Linked DNA regions of Mus musculus: region 2 is linked to region 1. The links are chromatin loops, found by intact Hi-C in ENCODE. Cell type or tissue: left cerebral cortex. All regions are shown on one strand. Links, peaks and the distances in the headings refer to the core of each region. The heading gives the core; the rest is flanking DNA. Region 1 has its middle 13 kb from the start of Gm37004. Region 2 overlaps Itprid2 (ITPR interacting domain containing 2).

Evidence for each region. A loop is a pair of places that touch in the nucleus more often than their neighbours do. Peaks named below come from ENCODE experiments on the same cell type or tissue, not always from the same donor. Only the 100,000 strongest peaks of a DNase experiment are listed, where the experiment ranks them.
Region 2: it touches region 1 in a loop (2.1-fold over the local background); 3 of 42 quality-filtered maps call a loop at or near these places.

Annotation. Positions count from the first base shown.
Region 1 is chr2:78,955,192-78,964,102 of GRCm38, forward strand. No RefSeq gene overlaps it. Among named protein-coding and RNA genes, the nearest start is that of Gm37004, 13 kb to the right of the region's middle. In left cerebral cortex, for the core only: CTCF peaks have their summits at 4,378 (motif pointing right) and 5,312; DNase peaks (open chromatin) are centred at 4,519 and 5,251; H3K4me3 peaks cover 463 bases.
Region 2 is chr2:79,641,838-79,650,748 of GRCm38, forward strand. Itprid2 (ITPR interacting domain containing 2) reads left to right here. Exons shown (of 18, transcript NM_080558.4): 5 at 125-164; 6 at 254-352; 7 at 1,567-1,775; 8 at 2,568-3,271. Among named protein-coding and RNA genes, the nearest start is that of Itprid2, 11 kb to the left of the region's middle. In left cerebral cortex, for the core only: a CTCF peak has its summit at 4,711 (motif pointing left); a DNase peak (open chromatin) is centred at 4,559; H3K27ac peaks cover 295 bases.

The DNA.
Region 1 (8,911 bases), core at 2,314-7,313:
AGATTTCATAGAGTCACTAGTATTTTGTTAAATGAACATAGTACTGAACTGCCTTCTAAATTTGTATCTCTATACACACAGATTAGTGCAGCACTCAGATCTCAACAGAGACACTTCTTTGTGCAGTGAACAGTGGGTAACTCAGAAACTCACAACTGATCAAAATACAGAGAATAACTGTCAGTGGAGTGATCAGCCATAAATGAAACATCTTTATCACAACTCGCAAGACGTGAGAACCATTTCAGAAGAGAAGGCAGAAAGATAGGGAAAGCTCAAGGTTTTGGGAGGACCAGAACACATGACAGGATCACATATATGATGACACCTAAAATTTCATATTTTAAAGAAAATTTAAATAGCTGGAAATGTGAAATACACCTGTTGTCCCAGTACTCCTGGACTAGATATCAAAACTTCACAACATAAATATGTAAGAAAATGGACAGAAGACATGAACCCATTGCAGTAGTGGAGTCATTTAGAAAATGCAAATGAAGATCCCAAATATTACTACATATGTATTGGAAAAAACACAAAACTAAAAGTGACAACATCACTGATGGCAAGGATTCTGAGAAACCGAATCGCCATGTTGCTGGTGATACTCTAAGATGGTTCTGCCGCTCTGGAAAGCAGTCTAGCAGATGCTTCAAAGAGTAAGCCCACGCTTATCGTTCATTCCCATGATCACACGCTTTGATATTTACTCAAAGGAGATGAAGACTTATTGCCACACAGAAATGTACACACAAATGTTTATGGAAGCTTCACTCACAATTGTCAAATCTTAGAAGCAACCAGGATGTCATTCAGTAGGAGAAAGGATGAATAAAGTGTGGTATATCCAGATAATGAAATACCATCCATCCCTAAAAAGGAACTGAGCTATTAACTGTAGAAGACATGGTGAGAACTTAAATGCCCATCACTACGTGAAAGAGGACAATCTGAAAGGTTTCAGACTCTATCTCAACTATAAGACATTCTAAAAACCAGAGAAAAGAGCTATCGAGCTACTGTACAGCATGACAGCAGAGCTTCTAGAAACCCAGAAAAGTGAGGAATTATCTTTCACAACCCTTTTCAAAGTAACCACATCTCCCCCATGCTAAAAGAAACCTTAAATGCCCTACATGTGTAAGCGGTTAGACAAATTATGGTGCATCATGTGGTCTATATGATGGAGAGGCATCACTGCCTCACAGGGAGAAGGAATAAACCATGGGTACAGGCAACAACCCAAGTATTTCCCCCAGGAATTATGCTGTGAGTGAACATAACTAAGCCTCAAGTTTGTATCTCAACTGCTCTGCCTATACAACACTCTCAAGGATTTAAGATTATAGTACTTGTGAACACTTCATGGTAATGGAGTATTACATAGTTGGGATGGGTGAGAGCTGAGTGAGGCTTTGAGAACGGCAACTTAAATGACAGTTGTGATGTTGAACATCTGTATCTTGTCCTCCGCCTCCACCCTAGTGGTAATGTTGCACTCTAATTTCGTGAAGATGCTACTTGTTGAGAGAAAGTGGGTGTGGTGTTTACAGAATCTAATTTCCTAAAAATGGATGCAAATATATAAAAAGCTCTTGAAGTGAGAAGTTTGATTGAAAAAAAAAGTCCTGTTGAACATAGTGTATAAATTTGATACAGAAATGTGCCAGCTCTTCTGCTAGTGTGTGCCAGCCAAGTGCCAAGCAAAGCTGTGCAGCTGGACCAACCTCAGGCAAAGCCCTCACTCTGTTGCCCTGCTAGCATGCTCTTCCTTACAGCTTTGCCCAAGGAAAACCTACTCACTTTAGTTTATGCTCCTCTTCGGTGATCTGATACTAGGCTTGTAACCTGTCTATGGATATGCTTACCTCTGATGCCAAGTCTCCAACAACTCTCTTTTTTGTAGGTTCTGAGATTAGTTTACATATTTACTTGAGAAATATTTACGGAAATTAGCGCCTGAAAAATGGTGTGGTATATCATGATCTTAGTGAAAGAAGAAAGAAATAGAAGGAGAAAGTAAGTCTCTTGGCAGTAGAATGTTCTTCATCATCTGGGAACTAAGACTGGAGAACAGCTCTCTTTCTTCTGTCTGAAACTAGCCTTCCCAGTTCTCCCAGTTCTCCCAGTTCTCCCAGTTCTCACAGTTCTCACAGTTCTCACAGTTCTCACACAGTTCTCACAGTTCTCACAGTTCTCACAGTTCTCACAGTTCTCACAGTTCTCCCAGTTCTCCCAGTTCTCCCAGTTCTCACAGTTCTCACAGTTCTCACAGTTCTCACAGTTCTCACAGTTCTCACAGTTCTCACAGTTCTCACAGTCTTCTCTAGGACTTTTCACAATGTTCATGGCATAAAGCCTCCATGATGATGACAGGAGTGCCTGGACCATAAAGAAAGGATAGTATATACAATTAAGCATTTCTACTTCATGAATGAAAAACACACGGAGGTCTTCCATGGCTCTCCTCTTGCCAGTGTCTTTAGTTCGCTGTGGCTATGGAAGCACACACAGGCCTTTAGAAGATCTGACCTAAAGTCCTTTGTGAAAGGCAAACCACACCCATGTTGATCGCATCCTTGAACCAACCGTTGAACACCTCCTTCTACAAATCTCTGCTGCTTCTGTCTCATAACCGATCCCACCCTTTCTGCTTATTATCATTATTATTTTGTATATATTTATTTTATGTGTCTGAGGTTAGTGTTTTGCCTGTATGTATGTGCACCACAAGAACCCTTTTTATGTTTGAGGTTAAAATAAATAGTGTTGAATCCCTTGTAACTTGCTTGATCCATGGTATTAGCTGCCATGTGGGTTCTAGGAACTGAAATCAGGTTCTGCAAAAGCAGCCAATGCTCTTAACACCTGGGCCATCTTTCTAGTCCCTTTTCACAGTATAGTTTGAGCATTTCCACCCCATGTCCTCCTTTAATCTTCCCCGTATCTTTCTACCCCCAAAAAGGTCTTCCTCCTCATGCCATGGTCTCTTTTTATTGTTTTTAATTCATGGAGCCCAATCCTACCTTTAGTCACTGGCTTGCTAGCTGTTGCTGTCCCAGTGCCCTCCCTTCCCGGTCCTAATCATTGTAGCCAGGAACTGAAGTCCTAACACCTTGAATCTCCTCACACAAATGTGCCTCGGCCAGGCTCTCCACATCAAGACTGGGGGTAACATAGTTTCAATTTTTCATCACCTGGTTCTATGGCATTTACAGATAACCTTGCTCCTTTGGATTACTGAATGTCTTCTTTTAAAAAGTTATTTGTTTTATTTTATGTGTATGAGAGTTTTGCCTACATGTGTGTCTGTGCACCACGTGCATGCCTGGTACCTGTAGAGGCCAGAGTTGGGTGTTAGATCTCCTGGAACTGTACTTACTCATGTCTGTGAGCTGCTTGCTATGTATGTGCTGGGAACTGAATCAGATCCTCTGCAAGAACAGCAAGTGCTCTTAACTGTTCAGCCATGTTTCCAGACCCCTGAATTTCTGTTTCTCTGGAAAAAGTGAAGCTTCAATCTTTGTCATTTTATAATAAATGTACACTTATATAAAAATATTCCATATGCTTCTTCCTATGGAAAACTGCCAGTGAGATTTTATTGTCTTAAAACTGCCACAGGTGGCGATTTCTTTTAATCATGCAGATATTCTAGATTTAAAATACATTTAGTCTTGAATACCTAATGCATTCATATAATTTAAGCTATAGTGTATCTCTTTTCATCTTTGCCTTCCAACTCATTTAGACCCCTGGGTCTTTCCTGTCATGGTACACATGTACATTATATATGATCTATAGAAGTGATAAACTGGAAAACACATCATTCCATGTAACTGCTTTTCCTCCAATAACTAACAGAGATGGTTCTGTATTAACCATAAAGGCCAGCTTGGTGCCTTACTCTATGAATATACCATGCTTTATGTAAAGAGCTCTACTTACCAACAATGACGGTATTCAAACAACCATATGATCTTGTGTTCATATCTGTAGACACACAGGCAAACATTCCTGCAGGTTCTAAGTTGTGAGATAAGTCCTTACAAATTCAGCTGTATTTTAAAATCCAGACATTTGTTATGTCGATTGTAAAATTATCATATCTATAGAAATACACCATGCAAATGATTCAAAATAACATCTTCATTTTAACTGGTATTAGCCATGGGTTTTCTGCATTTCCTTTTTTATGATCTGGAAATTATATGTATATGTAGTTTTGTTTTTTATATTCTTCTTTTCTCTCCCTGTTTTCTTTTTCATTTTTCTCCTGTTTTCTTTTTTCTATCCCTCTTTCTTCTTTCCTTTCCTCTTCTTCCAGATTACTTTCCTATTAATGATCAGGTTGAGAGCTATGTAACCACTAGATGGTGGTACAAGCACACAGGGAGAAATATTTTGTAAACAGACTAGGTATTAGTTTTGATTTCCTGCTTAGTTTTTAAATTGCTGTACACTTGGGCCCTCAAATGCCTCCTAAGGGACATCACTGTGGTCGCTGCTTAGTAGTTGAGCCAACATAACACTGATGTTGGGCTTTTATAGCAGCTGCCGTGGACCACTTTATGTTGATGGTGAGACTGTTTTTAGAATGCTCATTGCTTGCACGGATTAACTCTTCAGTAGGCATCTGTTAGGTTTCCTGAGTGATTTTAAGTGCTTGCTTATATTCTTGACTGATTTACAGAACCTACGATGTTGCAGTTGAGACCACTTAGAATTTATAATCTTGCTTTATTTAGTTGACTGAATTTTATGAAGAAATAGTAGTTCCCTAGCGATCTCCTACAATGACAAAAGGCAGCTACTTACTCTGGTTAGCCCGATCCACTGCAGTTCAGAGATTCATACAAACCTGTATCATCCATCATCATCTCAATGTATAAAATGTATTTTTAATATCTTGGAATTTGTGACAAAAGTACTTTTCTATGCGTGCACTGCATAATTTTTGATTTTGGGAAGTATATGTTTTCTCTGTGGGGAATGCATGGAAATCTGGGCTGTGAATGTTTGTATCAGTAAATTCTTCTTAAATCACAGAAGAAAAGAATCCTGTGACATTGAAGGGCATTTGCTTATAGAGCTACATGCTAAGCTTAGCATTTTAAACTCTTGAAAACCAGCTAAATGCAAGGCTGTGTGCTCAGCCCCTCTCCCCCACGCTCCACACCCCACTCTGCAAATGTTCTGTGCAGACAGGGTGTGGATTCCTTCTCCTGTTTGGCGGTGTCTCTATGTGGTTTGTGGGGATGGCTATATGATTCTTTCTTGCTCTGCGACAGCATGTTCCTGTCAATTGTCAAGTGCATGTGTTTTCCTGAGAGGCGCTCTTGCAAGCAAGTTCCCGCTTAAAAGCTTCTATGAGTCATTTCTTTGGGGACCAGTGTTGAGGCATATCACCCCATTTGCATCAGGGTTGCCTGACTTAGTAAAAAAGAAAAAAAGAAAGATTAACATTTTAGCTAAACTATCTGAAAGGTTTGGATAGTAATAAGGCTTTCTTACCACTTAATATGCCCTGGTGAAACTCTATGATCTGCTATGTAGTAACATTGTTAAACTGTTACACCTGGAAGGCTTCATTTAAGACATTTGCTGTCTAACTAAAAGGAGATGGTTTCTTGTTATTCATTCACACATAAGGGAAGGCAAAAATAATCACCGACTTGCATTCAACAAAACACGGAGTTAAGAGAAGCAGTCCCTAAGATGATGAGCCCATTGGCACCCTGCTCCATGAGGTAGAATCTACTGCAGCTGCGTCCTCAGTTTTATTAGGAAAGATAGCCCATTTTGTGATCTACGACGTTTAAATCAATTGAACTGTAGTGAAATCTCTCCCCTGAAATGGCTATTACACAGCTTGCAACCTTTTGTTCAAGAGATTAAGTTTGCATCTCCTCACATTATCTCCTTGTAATTGGAAAACTTTCATTTTGACGCAGAAAATGTGCCAGCGTCCCCGAGAGCCTTGCCACAAGCCAATGCAGAATGCCATCTGGAGGGTCCGTGCCCACATCAGGCGGCAGCCTCCTGTCGGGCAGGATCTGGAACTTTGCAACGAACAACTAATAACATCTTAAGCTCCATTTGTCTAGCTCATGAGTGCTCTTGGCAGAGGTCATAACCAGCAGTGGTTTTCTTGATTTGCTGCATCAAATGTAATTAGGTTAAAGCACTCACTGACAGAGCCTCTGATAATGGCATGAAAGCCTCAGGCTTGAATTTACCCATCCAGTCAAATTTAAGTTTAGAGCAGCAAAGATGTATTAATTTCATCACTGGGACAATGAATATTGGTAAACTTGAAAGGTATTTATTTGGAACAAAGCAGTTTTCCTTCCTTTGGATTTCATACGTCTTTGGTTTCTGTTTTAAAGTTGAATTGAATCAATGCATGTTCTGGTTCCTAGCTTCTGATAAAGTCGCTGATGTCCCCTGCTAGGAGACATAGTCTCATGTGCACACAAACCACACATCTGAACCATTGGTCATACTGTGTAAAATGATAAGATATCTTCAGCGTGTTACTCTGCATAACTGAATTCTGACAGTTGTTATTCATAAAGACAGAAACGACACCGTGGTTGACCTTTTAACCCTTGCCTGTTGAAAAACTCCAGGGTAGCAGAGGTCTCTTCATAAATGAGTCAGGTCGTGGCTGTGAGTAAAACAGAGAACCATTGCTGAGGGTTAAATTTAGGGCAAGCTCGGGCCCAGAGCATGAGACAGACGTTAGCTATTATTAAGGGTATACAAAAAGAGTTTCTGCTCTCTGCTAGAGAAAGAGAGAGCTGGAGTGTGGTCTCAGCCAGAAGGCAGAGGTTCCTGGCATGGCTGCAATGTTAATGATCCTCACAAGGCTTTAAGAATCAGCAGTGGAGTTAGGATGTGACATAAAAGACAGTCTCAGGAGGGCTGAATTTTTCAAACTGACTTCCACATTTCTTCTCCTGTCCCTGTCTCTTAGAAATACTGGCACTACTGGAGCCAGTGGAGGAGCACAACTGAAATCTCTCAGGAACAGCAGTGATTCCCGTTGACTTTGTACCTCATTGGGGGATGGGGTGTTAGTTTGAATGTTTCAGGTGGTTCTCCTTCTGATAAAAGCAATAGGCATGTGTGAGGATGAGGTTAAGTAAGTGTTTATTTGAGGATTTAATATTGCACACGCTGATGGAGTACAGCAATTACCGTGCTGTGATTTTCATATTCATATGTGCCATATTTATTTGTTGTTTACCTCTCTGCATAATGGAAATGCCATGAAAATCTGTTCCTTCTACTGCTTTAATTTTAAATGAAGCTAAATGTTATGTATAATTTTAAGTTACAGATTGCTAATTTCATTCTGTTTTAAATACTCTACACATAAGAAGCTCTTAGGCTCCTGCAGGAGTCCCTGCTTTGAGCAGAATCAAAGCATAATTCTCTCAGTAATTATATAATAGGTAGGTAGTTAATAGATTAAACATGAGCCCGAGACATCATCACATCGACAGTCTATTTCAAACCATATAGTTACCTGTGCTGTTCATATGTATATGACTCTCTGTAAATAGAATGTGTATGCCTTTGTAACTTTCCTGACAAATATAATGTAGTTAAAAGCTTACTGCATCTGTTGTAAAGTATTTGCATCTAGCTTACTTATTAGTAATCTGGTTACAGACTCGGTACTTGGTGAAATGGTTGCGAAAGCTTCAGGAACAACCCAGTTTTCACCTACTTTCACGATAGTATTTTAAAGAGGCTGCCAATGGCAGAATGCAAAGCTAGTTTACCTTATAAAGGAACAAAGCAAGGGAAACATTGAAAAATTAACTCTATAGCTGTTGTGTAGCTTTCTGTCACTAGCCTGAGAATCCCTTCATGTGCTGTATCTCAACTTCTGTTTCCTGGCCCATCCTTTTTTTTCCTCTCCTCAACTCCAGAGCTGTATCTGGAACCTGGTTATATGCCATCCAAGACCTACTAAAATTATTCACTCATTTAATATGCATCACTCTACACTTAGCACATATATATCTATATCTACCTAGATGTCTCTATCAATCTATTTATCTATGTAGATATTTGTTAGAGATATTCATATTTAGATGTCTATATAGAGATATTTAGATAAGGTCTCTCCTGCTGGCTACAGCCTTCATGGGAACAAATCTATGTCACATGTCTATCTCTGTATCACCTCTATATCTATCTATGTATCTATCTATGTTTCTATGTATGTATGTATGTATGTATGTATGTATCCATCCACATAAGGTTCTTCTTGCTGGCTCCAGCCTGTTGGAACAGATCTATATAACATGAGTGGGAACCATGAGTCAATAGTCCTTCAGGGTAGTGTATATTTAAATGTTCCAAAGACAGAAATGGCTGAGAAGGTTCGTTTTTCTGAGAACTCTTAATATAGCCTGCAAATCTCGGAATGTGCCAGTTGTTCAATTTCCATTGTTATTTACAAAAGTGAAGCTTTGAATTAAGGGAACGTGTGCCATCTGCCTACCCCTGTGATAATGCTGGGTTTATTCCCAAGCATATCAACCCCTGGCTTGGCATTTCCACTAACTGAAGCACTTTTCTCATTAGACTGCGTCTGTGTCTACAAAAGGTCATTTTCCTGGTTGTTCATTTGAATATTCCTATCCTCTCTGTCTTCCTTCACTGGACTTGAGGTTTCCTATTCCAAAATGTGGTACCGCATGTACAGGCTATACTCAAGGCACCACTTTTTTTTTTTTTTTTTAGTGATTTAATCAGTCAACTCTTGTATTTATTGATTTTTTATTTACTATTTATATTCAGTGTCTATTTTTCTGTGCACACAAAGGGCATATATAATTCTTTGAGAAGACAATGTGATATCTGTCCCCAATTCAGTCTTAGTTAAAAACAA
Region 2 (8,911 bases), core at 2,323-7,322, 690 kb after region 1:
AACAAGCCAACCATGACGATGTAGATAACCTGTCTTCTCCATAACTATGCCATTTCCTTCTAACAGCTGTGCTCTCTGTCTGTTTGTCCGTCTGTCTGTCTGTCTTTTTGTTTATTACTTGTAGCCAATCACCTACATGAACCTGATGCTCAAGTTGAAAACTGGTATGTACTTGTTTGGGTCAGCTCCTTTCTTAAAAAGTCAAAAGGGATCATAGAAAATCGAGTTTTAAAGTATCTTATTATATTTCTAGCAACAATATCTTGGCCAAGGAGAGAAGACTACAGTTTCATCAGAAAGGGAGAAGTATGAATTCCACTGGGTCTGGGAAAAGCAGTGGTACCGTGTCAAGGTCAGTCCTGGTAAAACTGTGACCATGCAGTATTGAACCTGTCACCTTCTGGTCTTTGATTTGATGCTGAGAGTGTGAATCAAAGGGCCCCAAGTGTTTCCTAGACCATCATAACTGACAAGAGCTTCTTATGCAAAAACCAGTGAGATACCTGTAAGGAACCAAATAAAAAGCACTAACTGTTCATACCAGTGCTAGAATCTCCTAAGGATCGGTTAAAGTTATGTGAGCATCCTGAAAGAGAAAAACTCCATAGTGGGATAACTTGTATTTGTAAGGAGCCGAAACAAACTTCAGAGTGCCTTGAGGAACTCTGACATAGAAAGCAGCATACACAGCCACTATTAGCAGCTTGATATTGAAGGCTAAATTTGTTTTCAATGTGTTAAACCAATGACCTTTAAAATGTAAATTAAATCAACTCTGTGGGCCTGTGGACCAGTTTTTAAATTGCTATACAAATTATTGCATCACAGCTCTTTCTCTGAAGCAGCTTTAGCCATCTTCTAGACACGTTCCATCTTTCTTCTTTCTTACTCCCTTGTGAAGCCCCCCCAAAACTCGGATTATCACTGCAGTGAGAGGGTAGGTTACTGTTGAATTCCCAGTGGAATCAGGGACAAGTTTCTCTCCGTATAACCCACTTCCTCCTGACTTTACTCCTCCTACTTCCTTCATGGCTGTGGGGAGAGAGGAGCTGGAGGGAAGCTCTTCCTTGGGTTTCTGACCCAGCTTGTCTCCTTCTTTGCTTATGCTAAGATAGTTGCCTCCTATAAGAAAAACAAAGTGTGAGCAAAGCTTAGGTTTCACAGCTGGGTCCTCAGTACACAAGCTGTATCAACTCCCTATGATGTTTTCCCTTTAATCTATTCTTTCTTTATCATGCTTGGTCTGAACTACTTTCCTGGAGAATCCTTTAAAAATGACCAAAAAACTAAGGTGAGCAGTCCCTTAGAGGATCTGTTTTGTGTTCTTAGGGATTAGGCCTTCTGACTTTTGTTTCTGATTTTCCAACACTAGTATCATGAGAAAATGTGCCTGTATATCCTTTCTAAGGACTGTGTATCTCATGCATGCGAAGTATCGGAAGATACAGAAAGATATGATGTGAAGACCTGAGCCACGGGGAGTGAAAACGGGGCTGTGGACTGATTGACGTGCAGTGTGACCTCTGAGCACACTTGACATCTCTACGTCTTCTTCCTTTGTTGCAGTGTCTCAGAACTGCTGGAGCTTTACGAGGAAGATCCTGAAGAAATTCTATATAATCTTGGATTTGGACGAGATGAACCAGATATTGCTTCTAAAATTCCTTCCAGATTTTTTAATTCATCATCCTTTGCCAGAGGCATAGACATTAAAGTATTTCTGAGTGCACAGATGCAACGGATGGAAGTAGAGAACCCAAACTATGCTCTGACAAGTAAGGGCTCTGATGTTAGTGTGATGTTTGAAACGTTGAGCAACTAGGCCAGATGATCTTTGTTTTCACATCTGACATTTTAAAAATAAGGTTAATAATAGACTAGGTTTTTTGCTCATTCTGAATTAATTATTCTAGTTATAATATCTATATCTTTATATCTATCTATCTATCTATCTATCTATCTATCTATCTATCTATCTATCTACCTACCTACCTACCTATCTCAGTCCATTTCAGGTGCTTTTCTGTAAATCTAAAATACCTTGGCCAGTTGAGTCTTTTCTCTTAGGCCTCTACTTGTTTTTTCTCTGTTAAATGGTGTCTTGAAACAGGATTCCTCCCAGGTTGCTCGTGGACCAACCTTATGTGTGCTTTAACTGTACTCTGCAGTTCAGTGTAGAATATACTCGAATGTGTATTTTCTTAGGAGGGCATTTGAAAAAGTCTTAGTGGAGCCCATGACCAAACAGTAAATAATTCCTAACTAGAGATAATTCCTAGCTGGTTCTGTTATCTTCAGTACTATCATCAGTTTTTGTGCTTATTTCTAATTGCTTTAAAGTACGAATTCTAATCTCCACAGTAAAATTCCTCCTCTCTATCCTCTGAACGTAGTGGCTTACATGTTCATTTAGGAAAAATATGATTTCATAATATTTGGGGTCTAAATTAAATTACTAGAATTCTAAACAGCATGTGTTTACTCTATGTACCTATAACATAAGCATGAAATTTGTTTACAAGACGTATGTATAACATAAGCATATAATTTCTCTTTTCCTTTTGTAGGCCGATTTCGCCAAATTGAAGTCCTGACTACTGTGGCCAATGCATTTTCTTCTCTATATTCCCAAGTCTCTGGAACTCCACTGCAGAGGATTGGAAGTATGTCCTCGGTGACCTCCACCAAGGAGGTGGCAGACTCCCCGCCCCCTCTAACTCGAAGCAACACTGCAAACCGTCTGATGAAAACACTATCAAAACTGAACTTATGTGTTGATAAAACAGAGAAAGGAGAAGGGGGCTCTTCCCCCGCCACTGAGAAAGGAAGGACTCTAAGCATCTCACTGTCTGAAGATGGCGGCGGCGGCAAGAGTGACCCTAAGCTTCAGAAAGTTGTAAAGAAGAAGGAGTCGTCTTCGATGCTGGCTACGGTTACAGAAGAAGTCTCAGGTAGTTCATCAACCGTCACAGACAGCGTTGATGCAGACAGACTTTCCGAGGAAGCAGACAGTACCATTAGCCACCAGGAGGAAAGTGAAGAAAGCAGAGAGGCTCACAGTCAGGAGAAGGACCCGCTCCGCAAGTCTGCTGTGACAGATCCTGACTTGGGTCATGATGGCCGCGTGTCCAGCCACTGCGAGCTGGAGAGCAGCAGTGAGCTGAAAAGTGCCCAGGCGTCTTCGAGCGAGAAAGAGCCTTGTGCACCCCTGACAATCCCATCCATACGGAACATAATGACGCAGCAGAAAGACTCCTTTGAGATGGAAGAGGTAGGCAAAAAAATTTCCTGGGGTTCCTTTGTAAGTAGATAGTCAGGAGGAAAAGCTCCAGGAGTGTTTATAGAAAGGCAGGTCGCCACCATTCATAACTGTGGAATAAACTCATCCTCCTGTTGACACTCCTGCTGCTGCTCCCAAACCAAGAGCTGGTTGAAAACTGTGTGCTGTGACGCCCCTCAGGCTCAGCTGGCATCTATCCAGTGACATCTTATCTGCCTAAGGCTTTGATAGCAGACAGCCTTGAGAGTGTATATGCAAATCCAAATCATTTCACTGCATAGCAGATCAAACAGGGCTGCAGTTCAGGCTTCAGGGGTCCCAGCGAGCAGGGCGAGGGTGAAGGCAACTTGTGGATGGATACTGGTGATGTGCCTGCCTGAGAGGAAAAGAAGGCTCTGGAAGGCTGCTGGACGGGGTTTTATAAGTCCAGATTAAACATTGGGCGACTTTGTTTTATCCATCGATACTCCTGCTAATTAACATAAAATCTAGAATTAACATAAAATTAAAATAAAATCAAGACTGTAAAAATACTCGGGAGGTTTATCCAGAACTCATCGGCACAGGGACTCGCTGCTATACAGTATTTAGCTGTGTGGACCAGGGCACTATACTGTGGGAGGGACTGTGCTTGGCCCAAGGAGAAAAGCTCAAAAATGCTGTCTTTTGTTCCACAGGAAGAAGCTGAGGTATCTGTGTTGTGGCTATGCATAATGTAATATGTAATTTCTCTTATTGAAAATATGGAAGATTTGCTTTGGTAATAGTTCCTGTTAGCTTCAGAATCACGTTTTCTCTCTGGGCTTGGAGAGTAAATAATGGTGCCCTAATGTTCTCTTCGCTGACTTTTGTATTAGTCACATTAGTGTTGACTTTTTATTTATTTCAAAGTTTCAGTTGCTGATAGAGTTATTTATGTTTTTGGTGGCTTCTGCATTTTTTATATGTTAATTATGGCTAAAGAGTAAAGTGAAGGAATAGAAGAAGCTCTGTGGAATGTTGTCCATTTTCTTGTAGGCTACTTTTCCCTAAATTACTAAAGTGATTTCTGCCTTAGCAGTGTGAGCGTGGGAGAGGATTCTGATGCCAGCTTGCAAACCCTGGCTCTGGCCTGCTGATTTCTGTTGAGTGTTGTTTTGGCCCAGCTGGTCCTAAGGACTGAGCATAAGTTCAGCCCTTCCTGTGCCCACTCCTTCGTGTTGAGTGGCTCCTGCAGCTTCCATACTTTAGCCCTGCACCGAGCTATGCAAATCTAAACAGTGTGCAGTGGCTGGGAATTTCATGCTGGTGACTCAGTTTTGGATAGCAGTAGGTTGACAGTGTCCTTTTTGTAATCTCTAGGTTTTTAAAAGAACTCAAATTCTAAGCAGAAGTGTAAGGCTTGTCAAATGGTGGGTGCAGTTTGGTGGCACTCACCTTTTTGCTTGCGCCCCCTGCTGGAAAAAACATTAATGACAAAATAACGTGAACCCTTTTGTGAAGTGAAGATTAACATGAATAGTTAAGGAATGTTAGATACTCTGTGTGTGTGTGTGTGTGTGTGTGTGTTGTCACTAGGAATGGTGTTGTATGTTGGTAGTAACTAGCATCCAAAGGATTGAGGCACAGTGACCATGAGTTTGAGATAAGCTGAAGCTACATAGCAAGCTTTAGGCTCGGAGCCTGGTGTACCTATTAAGATATTTTCTCAAATATGTATGACAAATTCACTTTCAACTTTGTCTATTGGAAATAGAGGAACTTTAAGGATAATGAATCCTTGCTTTTTTCATATCTATTTAAAATATTTATTAAAAACCTCCTAGAATTGTGTTTTTTTCCTTTGGAAACTTTGCAGAAACTTCTAGAACAATGGATAAAGCAGGGAAATGTGTTATTTTCATTTCCTCTGAGGCATGATATGAATTGTACTAGCAGACAAACAGTCTTCCCAAGGCCGGCTTGCATCCCATCTGGAGTAGCCTGTGCACGTCTCTCTGGCACTGCTTTGGTTGGGATCTGATCACCGAGGAGAGCATTTGCTTCTGTGTGAGCAGCGAGTAGATACAGGTTAGAGCTCTCTGTCTCTCAGAGCCAGCTCACAGGAGAGCCCTCAACTGCAGCAGCTCCAGCTGGGGCTGGAGTCGGAAGGAAGGAGGCTGCAGTCTGGCTTTGTGGGTGAGGCTGCCTAATCAGGTGAGATAGGAGGGAAGCCTGAGGTGGCCAGGACCTAGCAGGATGCCATTTAAGTGTGAAGAGCGCTTCACAAAGGAGGAGACTGAGTGAGACAGGCTAGAAGCAGAGAATGCCTTTCTTATATTTAAGAAATGAAAAACAGGAAAAAAAGTTTGTAGACTGTTTTAGTTAAAAGTCAACTTGCCTTCTAAAAAAATGTTTTAGAGTATCCAGAATTATTCAGAAATTCTACACCTTTTGTCATTTTTTGGTTGGGGTGTGGGAAAGGATTTTAATTCTTAGTGGTTCGGATCTCTCTCTCTCTCTCTCCCTCTCTCTCCCTCCCTGTCCCCCCTTTCTCTCTCTCCCTGTCTCTCTCTCCCTGTCTCTCTCCCTGTCCCCCCCCTCCCTCTCTCTCTCCCTGTCTCTCTCTCTCTCCCTGTCCCCCCTCTCTTTCTCCCTGTCCCCCCCTCTCCCTGTCTCTCTCTCCCTGTCCCCCCCCACCTCTCTCTCTCTCTCTCTCTCTCTCTCTCTCTCTCTCTCTCTCGTTTGTTTTGGTTGGCTTGTTGAATACAGCATGGTAAGTTCATAGAGTTAGACATCAGCAGTCAGAAGGGGTCACAGTTAAGGTGATCCTGCTGAGTGAGCAGTTGCTCCTGCTTGGGGGATGTGTGTGCCTCTGTGGAGGCTCCCGCCCCTCACTGTGCTGATGAACTATGTAAAAGCAACTGTTAGTAGGTGCATACATAATCCTGCTTGAGCTCCTAAAATAACTGTTTGTAAGTCTCCCTTTGTACTTATACAACTTACTACTTTTAGCTTCTAAGTTTTAGGGTTTACTCATTTATTTATCTGAGTTCGAATAATCCCGAATCAGTGGGGTATTTGAGGAACAGTGGAATTCTGCCTTTGGCCTTCCAAATTTGTGAATTTTGTTTCTTTAGACAGGATCTTGCTATGCTGCCAGGGTTGATTCTCCTGCTTCAGCCTCCCAAATATTGGGATTACAGGCATGGGCCACCATGCCTATTTGTAGCTGTAGTTTCTGAAGATAAGAATTTAAATATGAGTTCTGATATTTGGTATCTGTCCTGATATCCCAAATCCCAGATAGTCACTGGGTTGTTTCTGGCTGTTTTGTTTTGATTTTTTTTAAATCTATAATTTCTTGAGTCTTTTTAAAAATTACATAACAGTGGAAACAAACTTTGTGTGTCGTTTATTTTAAAACTTAGTTTTCTTTTCTTTAAGGTAACTTAGAAGTAATTACAGGATAATAAACTATTACAAAGGTTGTTTGAAAGCATTCCCCTCCCCTTACACCTTCCTGACACTAAAATATGACTTCCCAGCAGTGGTTTTCATCTTCTCTCTGAGGGAAGTCATATTTGCTCCAGTGTCAGAGCTGCAGGAGATGACTGCCGTCCGTGAAGGAAGCTGCTGAGGGATGCTGTCCTGGGTCTCTGCTGCTCTGTTACTTTTGTAGTTACTTTTGCTTGACTTAAGGACTTGTGGTAGAAGAGTTTTCACCCTTATTTTATAATTGCAAAACACAGATAGTTTTTAGAAGCCGGCGACTGGCTAGTAAGACTTGAACTCAGGTCCGGCTCCTTTGACCTGCCCCGAACATTTGCCATGGGGCAGAGGTGAGGAAGGAGATCAGTGAGATCAGTGGGCAGAAGCTGAAGGGCTGTCACAGCCCCGTACAACTTAGGGCAGAGCAGTCTTGGCTTTCTTTCTTTTCTCCTTCCTTTCTTTCTTGTTCTTTCTTTCTTTCTTTCTTTCTTTCTTTCTTTCTTTCTTTCTTTCTTTCTTTCTTTCTCTTCTTTCTCTTCTTTCTCTTCTTTCTCTTCTTTCTCTCTTTCCTTCTTTATTTCTTTTTTGTGATACCACACAGAATTGTAATTTCTAAGACTCTCATTCAGATTTTATTTCAGCATTATTTTGTATTTAGTATGTTTAAAATGACAGAGTGGTTAGTGTTGTTTTGGTCCTGAGTGGAAGGACAGGATGAAAGCTGTATCCACTCGTGAATTCAGAAAGCAACTCTGTTGTTTTGGCTTAATGTGTACTTTCTTTGTTTTCCTTTTATTGTGGGAAGTTTTGAACTTAACCTAAAGTTTCAAGAATTGTATGATAAAAATCTATTACTTGTTACTGGCTTCAGTTTTGTTTGATTATATTTGTAAAACTTTAATCAAAGGCTACCTAGAGTACATGGCCAACTTACCATACAGCACTAGGAATGCTTGCTGTGTAGATCTTTATTCTGTACTGTCTTCACGGTTTTACACTGAAATCTGACTTTTGCATAGTCATGACCAGTAAAACTAAGAATAAGTCGTCACTCACGCCATGGACTTAATACAGTAAGATTTTGCTGAGAATAGTCTTCCTGATATTAGCAGTTGTGTAAGAAAATATGACCCTCTCCACTCTCAGAGACTGTCTAGCATTGATGAAGGGCTTTGTAGTAAGAGGAGAAATTTTTTCCCCTCTTAGCATCATGAAGGATAGATGGCTAGAGAAGGTAGCATGTTCTTTAGATTCTCACCACTTTGTGGTTAATTTATCTCTAAGGAAATAGAATATTTTATAATCCTACATTTATAAAGTGGGAGGTCATAATTTGTTGTGTCTAGCTGAGATTCCTAAGATATAAATAGTTATCTGGATTGCTTCTGTATTCTTTCAATCTAGCTAATGATTGTTATTTAGAAACCTGTATTAGGCTGGGCCAGAGTAGCAGCTAATAATAGGCCTTTTGTTGAATATAAAAAGAAAATGTGTTCTGTTCCCTTGCACTAAAACAATGGTTTTCCGGTTGGACTTGTATCTGCTGCTTTGAATAATATAATTTTTGAGTAGTAGCAAATAAAAGTAAAGCTGACTTTATGTGTCAGACTCAGGAGGGTGTTAAATGGTAACGACTTTCAGTTTCTTCAGATCATAACTATAGGTTCATGAGACTATATACAAAAGTCATCACAAATCAGAAATTCCTGAATATGGGAGTACTGCCATTAATTTTTGTGGTGGTGGTATATGTATATGTATGCTTTCTCTCTTTTTGTCTCCATCTCTGTCTCTGTCTCTGTCTCTCTCTATCTCTCTCTGTCTCTCTGTCTCTGTCTCTCTCTCTCTCCTGTGTGTGTGGTTGTGTGTATGTGTGTAGTAGTTGTGTGTGGTGACCTTCTATTCATTCCTATAGGATATTTCTTATTTTTAAATTAATTCATAGCTTCAAGTATACCAGGCTTCAAATCAAAAGTTTGTTATTTGTTGATTGATTTGTTCATGTTTAAAAACCTGTGTTTTACCATTTTGTTTCCATTTAAGTGGTAAAGTGGTAGAAATGAACAAATAACTCCTCCACAGGGTGAGGATGGCATTAGAATCAAAATTTCCTAAATAATGATATAGCTATACAGGTAGGAAAATGGCAACTTTTCTAGGTTTGGTACTTCCACTAAATAG